Regions from separate parts of the Homo sapiens genome. Here all the other regions are linked to region 1. A link is a loop called in an ENCODE intact Hi-C map of the cell type or tissue named here. Cell type or tissue: ascending aorta. All regions are shown on one strand.

Evidence for each region. Peaks named below come from ENCODE experiments on the same cell type or tissue, not always from the same donor. Only the 100,000 strongest peaks of a DNase experiment are listed, where the experiment ranks them.
Region 2: it touches region 1 in a loop (4-fold over the local background); 24 of 110 quality-filtered maps call a loop at or near these places.
Region 3: it touches region 1 in a loop (6-fold over the local background); 68 of 110 quality-filtered maps call a loop at or near these places.

The regions. Positions count from the first base shown.
Region 1 is chr4:163,330,921-163,335,920 of GRCh38, forward strand. NPY1R (neuropeptide Y receptor Y1) reads right to left here and starts at 1,676. Exons shown (of 3, transcript NM_000909.6): 1 at 1,562-1,676. In ascending aorta, CTCF peaks have their summits at 944, 2,000 (motif pointing left) and 2,201; DNase peaks (open chromatin) are centred at 1,161, 2,001 and 2,430; H3K4me3 peaks cover 2,686 bases; H3K27ac peaks cover 4,243 bases.
Region 2 is chr4:163,109,541-163,114,540 of GRCh38, forward strand. It overlaps LOC101928081 (a long non-coding RNA gene), which reads left to right and starts at 675. Exons shown (of 3, transcript XR_244745.4): 1 at 675-760. It also overlaps a transcript of NAF1 not described here. In ascending aorta, a CTCF peak has its summit at 2,264; no DNase peak of the experiment used is centred here.
Region 3 is chr4:162,495,653-162,500,652 of GRCh38, forward strand. No RefSeq gene overlaps it. Among named protein-coding and RNA genes, the nearest start is that of FSTL5, 330 kb to the left of the region's middle. In ascending aorta, CTCF peaks have their summits at 2,103 (motif pointing right) and 4,013; no DNase peak of the experiment used is centred here; H3K4me3 peaks cover 217 bases.

The sequences.
Region 1 (5,000 bases):
TACAGCCTCCCAAAGTTACTGCTAGCTTATCTAAATGAATTACATAATTCTCTGCTCCTTCCTTGCTGGGGAGGGCTTGTTCAACAGACTGCTGCCTTAAGACAATAAAGACTAATAAAGTAGTAGTCACGGAAGAGCACTCGGTCTAGTCCTGGGTGGGGAACCTGGTCGGGTTAGCTTTCTGCTCCCTCGCTTGCTTCGCCAGAGAGCCGGCCCAGGGTCGAGAACAAACAGCTACTGCTTTTCTGTTCCAGACCTGACAGACAAGCTCCACATGTCCCCTGCCTGTGTGTGCCATCCCGCCCGTCATGCTTTCTCATAGGATGGGGAGTGGGGGAAGCAATGCGTGCTCTGTGTGTGTGTGAGTGTGAGTGTGTGTACATGGAAACACACTCTCTTTTGCTCCTCTCCCCTAGGTTTTTCCTGTGCTCCAGAAGTTATCAAACAACGAAATGGGAAATGGGACATGTTCAGTCAAAATTCCTGTTGGCACGCTTACCCACCCACCTTTTTCATATTGCGTAACTAGGTGAATCGCCCGAAATTTACTCCATTCCTGACTCCCTACTACACACACATACACACACTCTCACTCTCTCTCTCTCTCTCATCAAAAAACCTTTCTACCAGTGATAAGAGACTGGCAAAAGAGAAAAGATATAAACAACCAAAACCAAGCAGATCCCAAACCGAAGTCAATTCTCTCTCTTTGGCCCAACATCAGACCTTAAAACATTCTTATCTCTCCAGTCTACCTGGGAACCAATGGCACACCCTATCAAGACACCTCCACCTCCTGTCCATTCCCAATCTCCTAACCCAGCCACGTTCCATCATTACTTTTCTAAAAGAAAGAGCTAAAGAGTTCCCTGATTAGAACTCCGATGATTAAAAGCTTCGGGTGTCTATCGGGGCGCAGCGCCACACTCGAAGCGCCCGGTACTGCGGAGCGCGGCTCGATTGCAGCCGAGAAGCGCGGAACCCGCAAGTGGGGGTGGGCTTGCGCGCTGGGGTCCGCGCCGAGGGCTACTCCCACCTCCGCCAGCTCCCAGCCCGACACCTGCCGCGGGACCCGTGCGACGCTGGGCGACGCGCCAAGCCCACCCTTCTCCGGCTCATCCCAGCCAGTTACTCCGCGAAAACTCCGGTGCGGCCAGAGCCAGCGCCTCCAGCCAGCTCAAGACACGTAAGGAAAATGAGCGGGTGTGGGATAGGCGAACTCGGGCGCCTTCCCAGTGCCTCGGCCTTTTAAAGAGAACCGGGGTAAAGGAAAACTTGGATCCCCATCCAGAAATTCCCCGGGAGCAGGTGGTGGGAAAGCCCGAACTCCGCGTAGGGTACCCTCTCCTTTCACCCGCGTCGTCCCCATACCCTTCGGCAGGAGCCCGCGAACGGTCCGGTGATTTGGAGCAACCTGCGACCTGCCTGCACTGGAGACCCCACCTTGGTCCCCCAGAGCCAGTTTCGGACACTCGCATCGTTTTTCTTCCCCTCTCATCCTTCACCTTGTCAATGAGAGATTTCGCAGAAGTCTCTGGAAAGGCATAAACTCGCAACTTACCCTCTTTGGAATTTGTCTTTTTCGCTCCTGCTTATTAAAGAAGGAAGGGTGGGAATGGAAGGGAGCAGAGTGGGGAAGATCCGCTGGTATTTCTCCTGCTCAGATCCTAAAGATTGATGAAGCTAGGAAGAGACGCCTCCTTAAAGCCGAACTCCACCTCATCCCGGATCACGTGACGGCGTCCCGCGAGTAGCGCCTGAAGCTCCCCCAACCCCACAAACACCTCACAAAGGTGCACACCTCGGGGAAGCATTGCCTAGGAATTTTGGAAAGAAAAGCAATCCAACAGAAGCCACACATTATTCGACACAGACCTCCCGCGCAGGGGAAAGGAAGCCCTAATCCCCACAGTCCTCGACTCCGGGGAAGGCAGGGCAGTTTCCCGAGGCTTGAAAAAGTCGGTGCCACTGTGCTTTTCTTTGTTTGCAGGTCAGTGCCATCTTGTGGCCGAAGTCATACCCGGCTGGAGAGCTCGAGCGCCAGCCCAAACCAGGAATCAAAGGGCTCGCTGGGAAACATGAAATTCGCCACAATAATGGCACTAATATTTTCTTTTGCTTTCTTTTGTGACGCTCAAATAACTCTCACGCCAGTGCCGAGAATTTGTTTTCCTCACTTTATAAGTGAACAAAGAGAAGACCTTTAAAAAGTCAAAGCAGTCAATCGGCCCTCCTTTCTTTGGCCCACTGAGAAAATGCATTAAGTCAGATTTGTTCCCAGCGCTTAGCTGCTTTTTAGTTTTTTTAGGGGAGAACCATGAGCTGAATATTTCCCTGGTGGTCGAAAAGCGTCAATGCAATTTTCTCGGTGATTAGTACTACAGTACTGAACATTATGAAGAAAAAAATAGAATGTACACCGAGTACGTTGAAGGCGGCCAAACCCATCATGGTGCCCGATGATTCAGGCCAATTACTGGCACACTGATCTTAGATGTTTTACCTGATTCTATTCTAGTTTCAAAAGTCAAAGTTGTAAACACACACATACACACACACACACACAAATTATGTAGACGATGAACTGATGCAAATGAGTAGAACTTCTTCCAAATAAAATTGTTAAAAATAAGAAGTCTTTCTAATAAAGATACAGGGCACTGCCCAGAGAATTTATAAAGATTTCATTAGAAAACAATTCTAATGGCAGTCTTTCTTCTAATTAAAATCAAAATAAAATTCCAAGACAAGTGGACTCATCTGAACTTTATACTGTTAAAAAACGTTTTCTTTTTCTGATTGTTAGGCTGAATAAACATATTTAAGGTTCAGTATAAGCTCATTTATATAGATAGTGATGAACACAATCTCTGGATGTTTTTCCAAGAAAGCTTTCCAAAATATGTGTCACTAGACATATTTTTATATAGTTGGAAAGGCATTGTAATTAAGAATTAAAATGTCATGATTATGTAATGATTGTACTATTAGTGTATAACAACAGATATAAGCATACATATAAAAATCTCTAATGGTTAAGCAGAGTAAAATGACAACAGATTCATTTATACACACACACACATATACACACACATACTTTTTTTTTTAACCAAGGCACAATAATTTTTACCAAGGCACAATTTAGGAATTTCAACTCTTTCAGGGAAGAATAACTAATATTCATTCAGGTTTCTATGCATCCTCTGTCTACTCTATTGCCTTAAGTCACATTCTGTTCTTAGAAGGAAGTTTTCCCCATGGTTTTGATCATCAAATTGGCTATCTTTAGCCTGCTATAAGAATTACAAATGAAGTAATTTAATTCTCTACTAAGAATATATTTTTATGTAGAAACTATTATTATGTCAGCAAATATTTTGGACTTGAGAATATAATTTGGACTCAGGTACTATGCTTTCTCTATTTCCCAAGAATACTAATAAAGGCATGTCTGCCAGAGTTCTGAACTATTATGGCCATTGTATTTTATCATTTTATTAACTCAATTTTTATGAAGTGTTCTCCCTAAGGAAAATTTGTGAAACTGCATTCTTGAGTTATTAATGTCAGATACCAATCTTTGAAAGATCATTGGTCTCAAGGACTCTTTTCTATGACAACTTTATGATACAAAGAGAAGTTCTGAAATACTCAACAGTGGCTGGGGGCGGTGGCTCACGCCTGTAATCCCAGCACTTTTGGAGGCCTAGGCAGGTGGATCATGAGGTCAGGAGTTCGAGACCAGGCTGGCCAACATAGTGAAACCCCGTCTCTACTAAAAATACAAAAATTAGCCAGGTGTGGTGGTGCGCATCTGTAATCCCAGCTACTCAGGAGGCTGAGGCAGGAGAACTGCTTGAACCCAAGAGGCAGAGGTTGCAGTGAGCCGAGATCGCACGACTGCACTCCAGCCTGGGCAACAGAGCAAGACTCTGTTTTGGAAAAAAAAAAAAAAAAAAAAAGAAATGCTCAACAGCAAAATTATATAATTCTTTAGGAATACCATTTACTAGGATTCTTTCCAATGTGAAAAATAGAGAAATTAGACATGGTCCAATGGCCAAACACAACATAAAATTCTCCAATAATGTAATCTTATAGAAGATTTAAAATATGCAAAGTAGTTTGAATTTCTTAGAAAATACTTATTAAAGAGTTTCCTCATTCCAATTTTAAGATCATATATTTTTCTACTCTTCAGTGAATAATCAGCTGCCTACTTTCCTATCTGGGATTCAAACTAGATAAAACTTCATCTTTGCTAGGGAGAATTTTTTCTTTATTTCTGTGTATTTCTTTCTGTAGTTTCATAACAGCCTGACCTATAAACCAAGGGGAATTATGTTAATGACCTAATCTCATGCTCTCTTGAACAACAGTCTTGCTCTGTGATATAAACTGAGGGATAGGATCTACTCATTAAATTTCTGTAAATCTAAGTTTTGTATTCTAAACAATGGAACAAACTTATGGCCTGGCTCAGCCTTTAAATTCCATGATTCAGTAACTGCTTAAATAAAAGTGTGACAGTATGCTTGCTACTGGAATTGAAACACACTAATTACTAGTCTTCTGAGGAATTTCTGCTACAAGAGTTAAAGTTTCTGAAATGCTATCAGGCCTTGATACAGGTAAATTACCATGAATTGTCACTCAGAAGAAACTTAATAGGCATTAATACTACACGAGAAAACTGAAATGTATATGACATTGATAAGGGGGTAATTCCATGGGGGTAGAACTATGATGAAGCACGTCAGTGAATCAGTTCATATTCTATGAATTGATTTTGTGTCAGGATTTTCCTTCTTTCTGTGACTTACCTGCTGCATTTCTTTGGATCTTTGACGCCCAAGAATGTAAAGCACAATTTTATTTTATGGACCACCAAGAAAAAAATGCTTTCAGTAAAGCAATGGCATACCATCAATAGCAAATGAATATTAAAATATTAAAATGCTTTTTAAGCCCACATTTTAAAGCCAATGAAATATAGTTGG
Region 2 (5,000 bases), 220 kb before region 1:
ATCCTCTTGTGAGGTTAATAATGTATTCAAAGCATTTTTCTATTAGTTAGTGAATTTAAAAAGCACATACAGAAAGAACACAAGTGGTAACAGAAAAGTGAGGATGATCTAACCCTACCTCACAGCCTAAAAAAAGAATGCTATGACTTGTTTCTGTGAGGTCCCCAAGTGGCAAGGAGAGAGTGCTCCATGGGGAGCTAACACCTGACATTTTGCACAGAAAGGTGTCTCCTAGAATTACCTCACACTCTGCATAGATATAGAGATTACTGTCATCTTCAGTGAGTTTGAGAGGGGCCTATAAATAGGATCAGGTGAGGTCTGAATAAGCAATGATGTGTGTCTGATCTTCTGATCCAGAATGAAATGAAAACATAATTAGTTAACACGGAATGTGCTTTTAAAATGCAGATATGTAATCCTTATCTTACTTTTGTATGTCTCTCATTTTTACCTTTGTTTACTGCAAATGATATGTGAGGTAGCATCCTGCCCTATTAAGTATGCAGATATGGAGAACATTCAGTAAGATAGCTTTTCATTATTTATTTAGGCAGAACATACAGTACTTGAAATCTGTGGGTTGCCATGAGGTTCCCATGGCAACTCTTCTATGGATAAGAATGCTTGACTAGGCTGGTAGACTTGCTGTTACCATCACCAGCCATACCATCATTTGAGGATACAGTACTCTCCCCTCATCTGTGCTGTCACTTTTCGTGGTTTCAGTTACCTTCAGTCAACCATGGTCTGAAAATAGGTGAGGTAAAATCAGATATTTTGAGAGAGAAAGAATACATTCACATAACTGTTACTACAAAATATTGTTATAATTGTCCTATTGTATTATTAGTTGTTGTTAATCTCTTACTGTGCCTATTTCCTAAATTAATCTTTATCATAGGTATGTAAGTATAGGAAAAATCATGGTATATATAGGGTTCGCTACTATTTGTGATTTCAGGCATCCGCTGGTCTTGGAACATATCCCCCAAGGCTCAGGGGGAGCTACTGTATCATCATCTTAACTTTGAAAGTTAACTTGTAAATGAATTTTGCATATTCTCTTACTGATCTGGAAATCTAAGGTCAAGCAAAAGTGATGTTTATTTGCTTCAATACATTTCCACTGAAAGAGGACAGGAACTAGAGACAGATTTTAAGCTTTCAGTTTTGTTTTTGGTTTTCCTATTTTTGTTTCCATCAAGTTAAATTCTACTATGGATTTTTTTAACTCAAAATTGATGAGCTCTAGCACTTTGTAGCGTAGTTATTTACATATTTAGTCTTAGGAACCTGGAACTGTAATCTCTAGGGATTTATTTATATTTTTTAAAAATGGATTAAGGCCTACATCAAAACTGAGATAGAGCTGCTTGAGTTTTGTTTCTCCCTCTATAATAACTAGAAATTGTATTCCTTTTCACATATTAAACACCGGAAACATTTTAAAAAAGGTAAACCCCAAAAATTGCTTTTTGAAGGTTCCTCAGAAAACTCCTTACTAATTTATATCTCGCAAAAAAACTTTTTTGTAGATTTCTGGACATAACTTCAACTATTGCATAACTACCTTTTGTTTTTTTCAGAAGTGACAAGTGTTGAATATATACTTCTAGATACAAAGCTGAAGGACTGATTTGGTGTTAAAAAAATAGGTGAATATGAGTCAAGTTAGGAAGTAATTGAATACCAGAGGAGAGGGAGGAAGTAGTGGGAAAATGTCTTTGGTAGTTGTCAACCCATTTGAAACATTTAAATTCAGAGTGCTATCCCTAGAAAATTGGAAAGCAGGTTAATTCTTTAACCACCATTATTCCCTCCCCATCTCTGAGCATAAAGTAAAAGTAATATACAATCCTTATTGTTCTTCTATTTTGTTTTGAAACACAAAATAAAATGAAATAGAATGAGCTTGATCAACTGGAAGGATGGAGTTGTCATAAACTGAGGGAGCAGAAATGTCCAGTGGCGCAAGTTTGGGGTGAATTTAGAATTCATTTTGGACGTTAACATACCTATTAGTCATTTAAATAAAGATGTCAGGGAGTTTGTGCATTTCTGAGTCCAAGTGTCTGGAAGAGAAATGTGTACATAAAAAACATAAATGGATCAAGCATGAACTCTGTGACCCTCCTACCTTAAGAGACAGGGAAAAGAGAATCAATTAGAAAAGGGGACTGAGAAAGTAGAGCCACCGCTAGTGTTTTGTTCTAGGTAAATGGCATTTCTTCGAATTGTGCACTAGGTGGCCCATCTGAGAGTGAGCCGTGAACTAGGAGGAGAAAAAAGTAAAAGAGTTTGATGTCCTGGAAGCCAAGTGGGAAACATTTTAAGGAGTAGAAAATTTTATCAATCACGCAAAAAACGTTAAGTATGATGAAGACTGAGGTCAGACCATCATAGTTTGCACTGTAAAAGCCATTGATGACTTTGAAAAGGGCAGTTTCCACTAATGGAGGGGGAAGCCTGATTAGAATAAGCTACAGAGGAAATGGGAGAAGAGGAATTGGGAGTCTGAGATTATTAATAATTTTGCAAAAGAAAGCAGAACAGCTCAGTAGCTGGTGAAATGGGCCAAAGCAAGGATAAAAAAAATAAGATGAGAGAGATAATAGCGATTTTACAAAATGGAAAAAATGATTGGGGGGGGAGAAAAATTGCTAGAGTTCTCTCTCTCAGTAAGCAAAGACAGTACACAAATAAAGTGATTAGCTTTAAGTAAAAGTACTCTGTAAAGAAGGCAGTCATAGAATATTGAGGAAAAAAGTAGGTTGGTAGGTGAACATGGTGATGGAAATCTGAATGTATTTGAGCTATCACAGGTTGGATTCACTGGAAGCAAATACTGAGATGGAAATTGGAATACTGAACATGTGTTAGGGATCAACACTTAGGGAAGGGAGAGAGAGGAAACACATGGATGGAGGAGAAATTCAAACTGCAGTACATGCTTGGCAAAGCTTAACCAACCCAAAGAGAGCTCTGGATTTGTTCCTCCAGCCTTTATGCTGCCCTCAACCACTCCTTCTGGAAATGGACATTGGATTTGGGCTCCCCCTAGAAAGGTGCACTTAGGGCTCTCCATAAGTGAGATGGACTTTATAGTTGCTGAATGCTGGAAGATATCTGCTAACCCCAGCAGCTGGGGTATAAGGCTCTTTTTGTGAAGAGGGATGTGGATGATACAGCTCTATGTCCACCCAATAAAACTGTTTCCATTTTCTCAGTACAAAGAGGAAAACAAAACTGCTACTGAGGAGGGATAGTGAAATCAGGGAACAGAAGGCTTGAAGGTTGTAGAGGAGAGTTATGAAATTGTCACCTTGGTGAGTGACAAGTGAATGGACTAGGAAAAAAATATTGCAGCTTTAAGGCTCCCTTTTAGGTTTGGTAGTTATGAATCTCAAGTGATACCAGACAGCATGAGTGTTGGGTTTTCTCCGATCACGTTCAACTCTATATGTGTAGATGCAGGAGCAAAGGGAGACAAGAAGAAAAATTGAGACATCAAACCATTAGTAGGAGGCCAGATTATTTAGAGACTTGTCAGCCATTTAAGAATCTTGTCTTTTGTTTCCCAGTTAGATGGCAAGCACTTCAGGGTTCCTTTTAATCCTTTTGGTTTTGAGAAATAATACATATATAGATAGTTCCAGAATATAAGTGTACAGCTCAAAAAACTATCACAAAGCGATCCCCCTTGTTACCTTAGTCAATCCAAGGAAGAGAGTATGGCCAGCATGGAAACGGTCCCCTCTGGTCCTCTCCCAATTATTATTCACTTCTCCACTTTCATAATTCCTCTCCTAACATCTATGGTAATCCCTTGTTTTTATTTTTTTAATAGTTATGCCATCAAAACTTGTAAGGTTAGTTTTAATTTTTTCATCTTTTCAAAAATGCAATTAGACCGTATATCCTTTTTGTATCTGGAAGTTTTGCTCTCCATCATGTTTTTGAGATGCATCCACAATGCTGCATTTGTAAGTTCAGCCGCCCACAGGATCAGACTTCAAGCTTGGTTTTCAGAAATTTTAACCCTGCAGCTACAGGAGATATTTCTCTGTGTCTGTGTTTTCCAGGACAATTATAGAAGTTTCCTGGATCCCTACCCAGGTTGTGGATTAGGATTTAAAGCCATGAACTCATCTTTTCCTTCTTCCGTATCCTCCAGTACACTTAGTAGAAATCAAATCAATGCAAAAGCCTTTATTCTTTATTCCCACAATAATGTTTATTGCAGCAACTACTTGATCACTTAAAGTTATCTTCTCCAGACCATAGCTACCTGTTTAGTTATTGCATGCCATGGACTACTTGTGTTTTATTTACCATGGCAATGAGGTCACTAATGCCTTTAAATCTAGTAGGATTCTCATCCTTAAAATTCTATTGCTTCTACTCTAATTCACTTCTATTACCAAAAACTGTATTAGCCAAGATTCGGTCAGAAAAACAAAGCCACTACAAATATCATGTGAAAAGGAGGTTTACCACAGGAATTAGAGCATACACCAATGTGTGGGAAACTGGAAAAGGAAAGACTGGAAGAGAATGGAGAAATAACAGCATCACTAATATGACAGTTGTGGGTATGTAGGAGCATGAGGTAAAATTCAGGAAACTGCATGTATCTAGCCACTGAAGTAGAACCACAGAGGGGATTTGTGGAGAGGTCTGTGGAATCTACTGCCTCTGAGGAAATGGCAATAAAGCACTTAGTAGTCAGCAGGTCCAGAAGCTGGGCAGAGCTAGAAGCTAGAGCTACCTGTGTCTGTCACTAAGTCTGGGACCAGGAGCTTCCTCCTGGTATTTACCCCTCCTTTGCTTCTACCTGTCCAATCTTGTGAGTGCCTTCCTTGATCAACTCGAATCCAGAATTATGCTGAACACAGGATTCCAGAAAATTTATTTTCAAGGCTTACACAGGAGTGGGAGTGCCAAGTTGATAAATTCAGAACATTCTGTTCATGTGATGAATAATGATGGATAATCAC
Region 3 (5,000 bases), 840 kb before region 1:
AGAAATGGGGTTTCACCATCTTGCCCAGGCTGGTCTCAAACTCCTGGCCTCAAATGATCCTCTTGCCTCAGCCTCTCAGAGTGCTGGGATTATAGACATGAGCCACCATGCCTGGCCAGTAATCATTTCACTATGTATATGTATATCAACATATCATGTTACATACCTCACATATATACAGTATTCATTATTTTAATGTTTAAAAACCATAATATAAGCATATTATTTTAAAGTAAGTTAACATAGTTTAATTCATCTAAAATCAACAGGGCTTCATTAATAAGACAACAAAGAGTATTAATAACACTGGTTAACTAAATAGCAACTAATTCTGCTAAAAGTAGGGAGTTAATCTTGTTTTTTACTTGTTGAACCATTCAATATGACAATTTATATTTTTTCCTCAGCTCTAAGAAACTTGAAATAATTATTTCTTTTTTTTTTTTTTTTACTCCATTTTGTCGTTTGCCATTTTCTGGGATTTTAGTAAGAAAATATTAACCTTTCTGAATTAATCTTCCATTTTCTTACATGTTCTCAAAATAAGATCGCCACACAGGCAAATAGGATACATCAAGTGATGGGCCTTAATTTGGGTGCACAGACAAGAAATTAGAAGGTCGTCACTATGCATGCTCTGTAATGCAAAATACAGGGGGCTTTATTTTGGGTCATCAAAACCTGCACTACAATTTATAGTTCTGCCCCCAAAGGGGTTTCATTTTAAAAATAGAACATGCAGATAAAATGCTTGACTACATGTTGCCCTGCATTTTTAGAGCTGGGGAGGAGTTCCGGGCTGGTTTTCCTATCAGTGACTCCTTAACTAATTGTCCTCTGTCTTGCCTCGCTCTGCATAGCTCTGTGACTACAGTGTCTCTTGTGTCCTCAGAGAGGCTGACCTCCTCACCCCCAGAGAGGCTGCCCTCCTCGCCCCAACGACCTACAGCCTCTTCCCACGTGAGAAGGTTGTGCACTCTCAGCATTGTTTCTTCTCTTCACAAAACTTCCATCTACTGCTCATGACCCAAGTTCCTCCATAGTACCTTTACATTGGTGAGCCCTTATCTTGATCTTTCTGACCAGTAGCTGTTTTTCTAATTGAAAATTTGATAAAATTCTGGAAAGGGTAATAAATGGGTGTGCTTATATTTCATAATGAGCAGGAAGTACATATTCATTTCACATCTTCTCGATACTGTTATGCCCACTTGGCTTAGTATCATGGGTGGTCATGTAAAGAGTTTTTGCAATCAGTATTATTCATTTAGAAATTAGGTTGGAATATTTAATAAAAATATGTTGACCACTTCAGTATTTTTGTATAAAGGCAGTGTTCACATTGCACGGTAGTGCAGAACCATAAAAGTAGTCATGCAAGTTTAAAATGTACAAGGCTATTTTAATCAACATTGGGAAAATGTACATCAGGTTTGCTTTCACTAAGTTCCTCTGGTTGTATATCTGAAGTCTTGTCATTGAGACAATGTGAACGTTTCCAAGTTAAGTTATTTCTTCTATAAGTCAATTTATGCTTGATTTGGATTTCATTTCATTCATCACTTTTTGTTTCTTTACTGCACTTTTATTTTTGTTGGCTGATTCTCTCTTTCAATTATCCATTTTGGTAAAATATCTCATGCATTTATCACTGGAAGACTATGAGAACTAAGAGGGAGCATCTTCTTGGTTAAAGCTATAGCTCACACTTGTGAATAAGAAAAGGAGTGTCAATGATCTCTTTATTTAAAAAGTATGTTCTTTTCACTTTTCTGCTCTCAATCATTTACAAAAAGCCTAGAGAAACTGAATTTATTAACAAATGACAAGATAGCATGCCCTCTCTCCATATATATATATGTTCGTGTGTGTGTTTTAGTACAAGAATATATATTTGAGACGAGTTATTTGTATTCAAATGTATTTTTTAGGATTGTAATCTAATATTTAACTTTAAAATATCTGCTTTTCTAAATTTTCCTTCATGATTAACCCCCCAAAAATTGTGTGGGGTGAAGCTGTTTCTGGTATTGTGTGGGATAAAACTGTTTCTGGTATTGTGTGGGATAAAACTGTTTCTGGTATTTCTTCATGTAACCACATGATGGCAGCAAAGGATAAGAGCACAGGCATACAGCCATTGCGCAATAAAAAGCAAAAACACAGTTATAGAATAAGTACACAATTACGGAACGGTCCCAACGTAGAAAACTAATTTATATTATATAAGCCCTCAGAAACATTCAGCTTATTATTAAAATGTAAAAGTCTTGCTATTTCTAATTCTAATGGGTGAATAATATAGCCACCAGTGGTTATTTTGTTGACTATTTAATCACCTTCTTAACCATACGTTTGGATTGTAGTTTCCCATTCTTAGTTATCTAAATTATCATTTTCAACTTTTCTCCACCTAAAAGTTTATTTCTTCCACTTATTATCATTGTAGTCATGAACACAAAGACATATGTATACATATATGTATACACACACACACACACACACACACACACACACACACACACACAGAGCTTATGAATTTTATCTTCCTATTTGTGCTGCCTTCAATTACTTTTAAAACACATTTTATTTCTTTCCATAAGTTGTACACTCACATTTGTGACCTAGATGCCAGACTCTGTGGCTACTACAAAGAAGGTCAGGAACTTTAAGTGCTCCTGTCCGCTGTCAATATCACAGCTGCCCAACACCATGAAGTTAGTGACAGAAATGGAGGGCTGGAATCCAGCCACGGCAAACATGCACACATGAGAAAGTCCACCCTTCAATCAGGGAAAAAAATGGCCTCCAGTGACTTTCTGCCTTCAAAAACTTGTAGGACTATATTAAACTATGGAATTTAAATTCATTCAGACTATAATGGCAAGCCAGACATGGCCATGTAATTTTATCATTCCAATCCCTAAAAAGGGATGGGGACAGGAATGGCAGAAATTGATTCTCATTGTCAATAACAAGAATCCACGATTCCCTTTAAGGATGTTCTCAATATCCTTAAACCTTTTCTACTAATTATTAAAACCCATGATTTTGTTATTGCAAAAAATATCGTGATAACTTTCAGTTTTTGGTGATTAAGAATAAAGTTTCTTTTAGGAAGTCAATTCCACTCCTGACTTTTTAATACTATAAAAAGATCTAAGCAAGTAAGCAAATATGTACGCAAGTATTTTGCGCTGCTGTTTATAATAGTAAAGTACTGAAAAATCCCAAAAATTCATCAATTCAGAATTGGTTAAATAAACTCATGGTACAGCTATGAGTACATGATACAGCTATTCTTCATTCAAAAGAATGAAAAATTCTATATATTGCCAATGAAAGATGGTTAAAATATATTAAATGAACAATAAAGCTAATGTAATACATTATGATTATAATTTTTGTGAAAAATTCAGCATATATACATATTAAAATAATCTGAAAGAACAACAAAAAATAAAGCTTCTGGTAAATCAAACTATATAATTAACAAACTTCACAGAAGGTTAGTTTGAATTACATCCTCAATGTGGACTGTCAATAAGAATAAAATGTGCTATATACGTGTTTGTGACTATACCATAATTTGTTCATAAAATTCAATATATTTTACTCATAAAATTCAAATCAATGTCCTTTCCTACATTACTTTATATATTAAAGGATGCTCATTTTTCTACCTCAGTAATGTTAAATTCCCTTGAAAATGGAAATTTGAATATGCAATTTATAAATTAATATACTGTGAAAATGATTAGAAGTGGCTAAGCAATTTTAACCTAGTATTAGCAGGATGTGAAGTAAATCAGATAGATAAGGGGAACTGGTTCTTTAAAACCACATATTGGCATCATTTTTAAAAAGGTGATGCCTCATTAAACCTAGTCCCAGTGCCAACAGGACAACAAACATTTGTTTATTTTGAGACTCTTGGAGTCCTTGGTGAAAATCAGTATTATCAAATTTGATAGAATTATATTTAGAATTCATTAGAAATGCTTTGAGTAGCCCTTTATCCACTAGAGGCAGTATAATAAAATCTTGGGTTTGTATTATACTTGGGCTCTCTGGGTCAAATACCAACTCCACCTCAAGGGCTATGGGACTGTCAACATATCGCTTGTTTACACCTCAGTTTACTCCTGTGTTACAGATTCTTCCAGACATAAATCTTAGAAAACAGTACAGTTTATACACACAATAAACATGTGTGACCCTCATTGTTAAAATATATGTATAGTATCCTAGGCACCTAGGCACCAATCAGTACTTATCAATCAAACCATTCTAGTCATAGTGTGAATTTGTGGGGCATGATTATTTTACTGAAGCTATAACATGAATAAGTATATTTCAAAGTTTACAATCATAGTCACCTTAATTTGTAGACATGGGGATGATGTTTTGAACTAATGTTGTGTTCCATGCTAGACATTAGGGGTTTATGTATGTTCATGATGAAATATAAATCTAAGAGTAAATATAATAAATTTGGGGCACAAATTTTAATCCTTCAAATCATAGGATTAAAATCCTTCCAGTTATAGGATAACTGTTTATAGCTAGATGTTTTTCATCATTTTTTTACTCAAATTATATTTACTGAACTAATTCTCCGTGGAGGGTGTGCAGGAGTTGAGTGCTAAGGGAATTGCAGGAATAATTAAAGTATAATTATTTATATTCAAGCATGAACTTTTGTAAAGTGAATATTAAGTCCCCTTCTCAATGTCAGTAGTCTTTGCATGGTGCACTATCTGTTTATGTACTTGGGGTCAATAAATCATCTAGGTAAGAGGCCAAGCACAAAGCCTCTGATATGGTAGCTTAGCAGATAACTGGGAGATATTTCAAAAAAACCTCTGTTGTTTAAATTGCTATAAAAATAATTTTTAAGTCACAGCCTAATAATAAAAGAATGCTTTCATAATCAATGAAAAATCAAGTGCCTAATGCATTTTTTAAAATTAGTCTTAATGTTGTCTTTCTTTAAATTT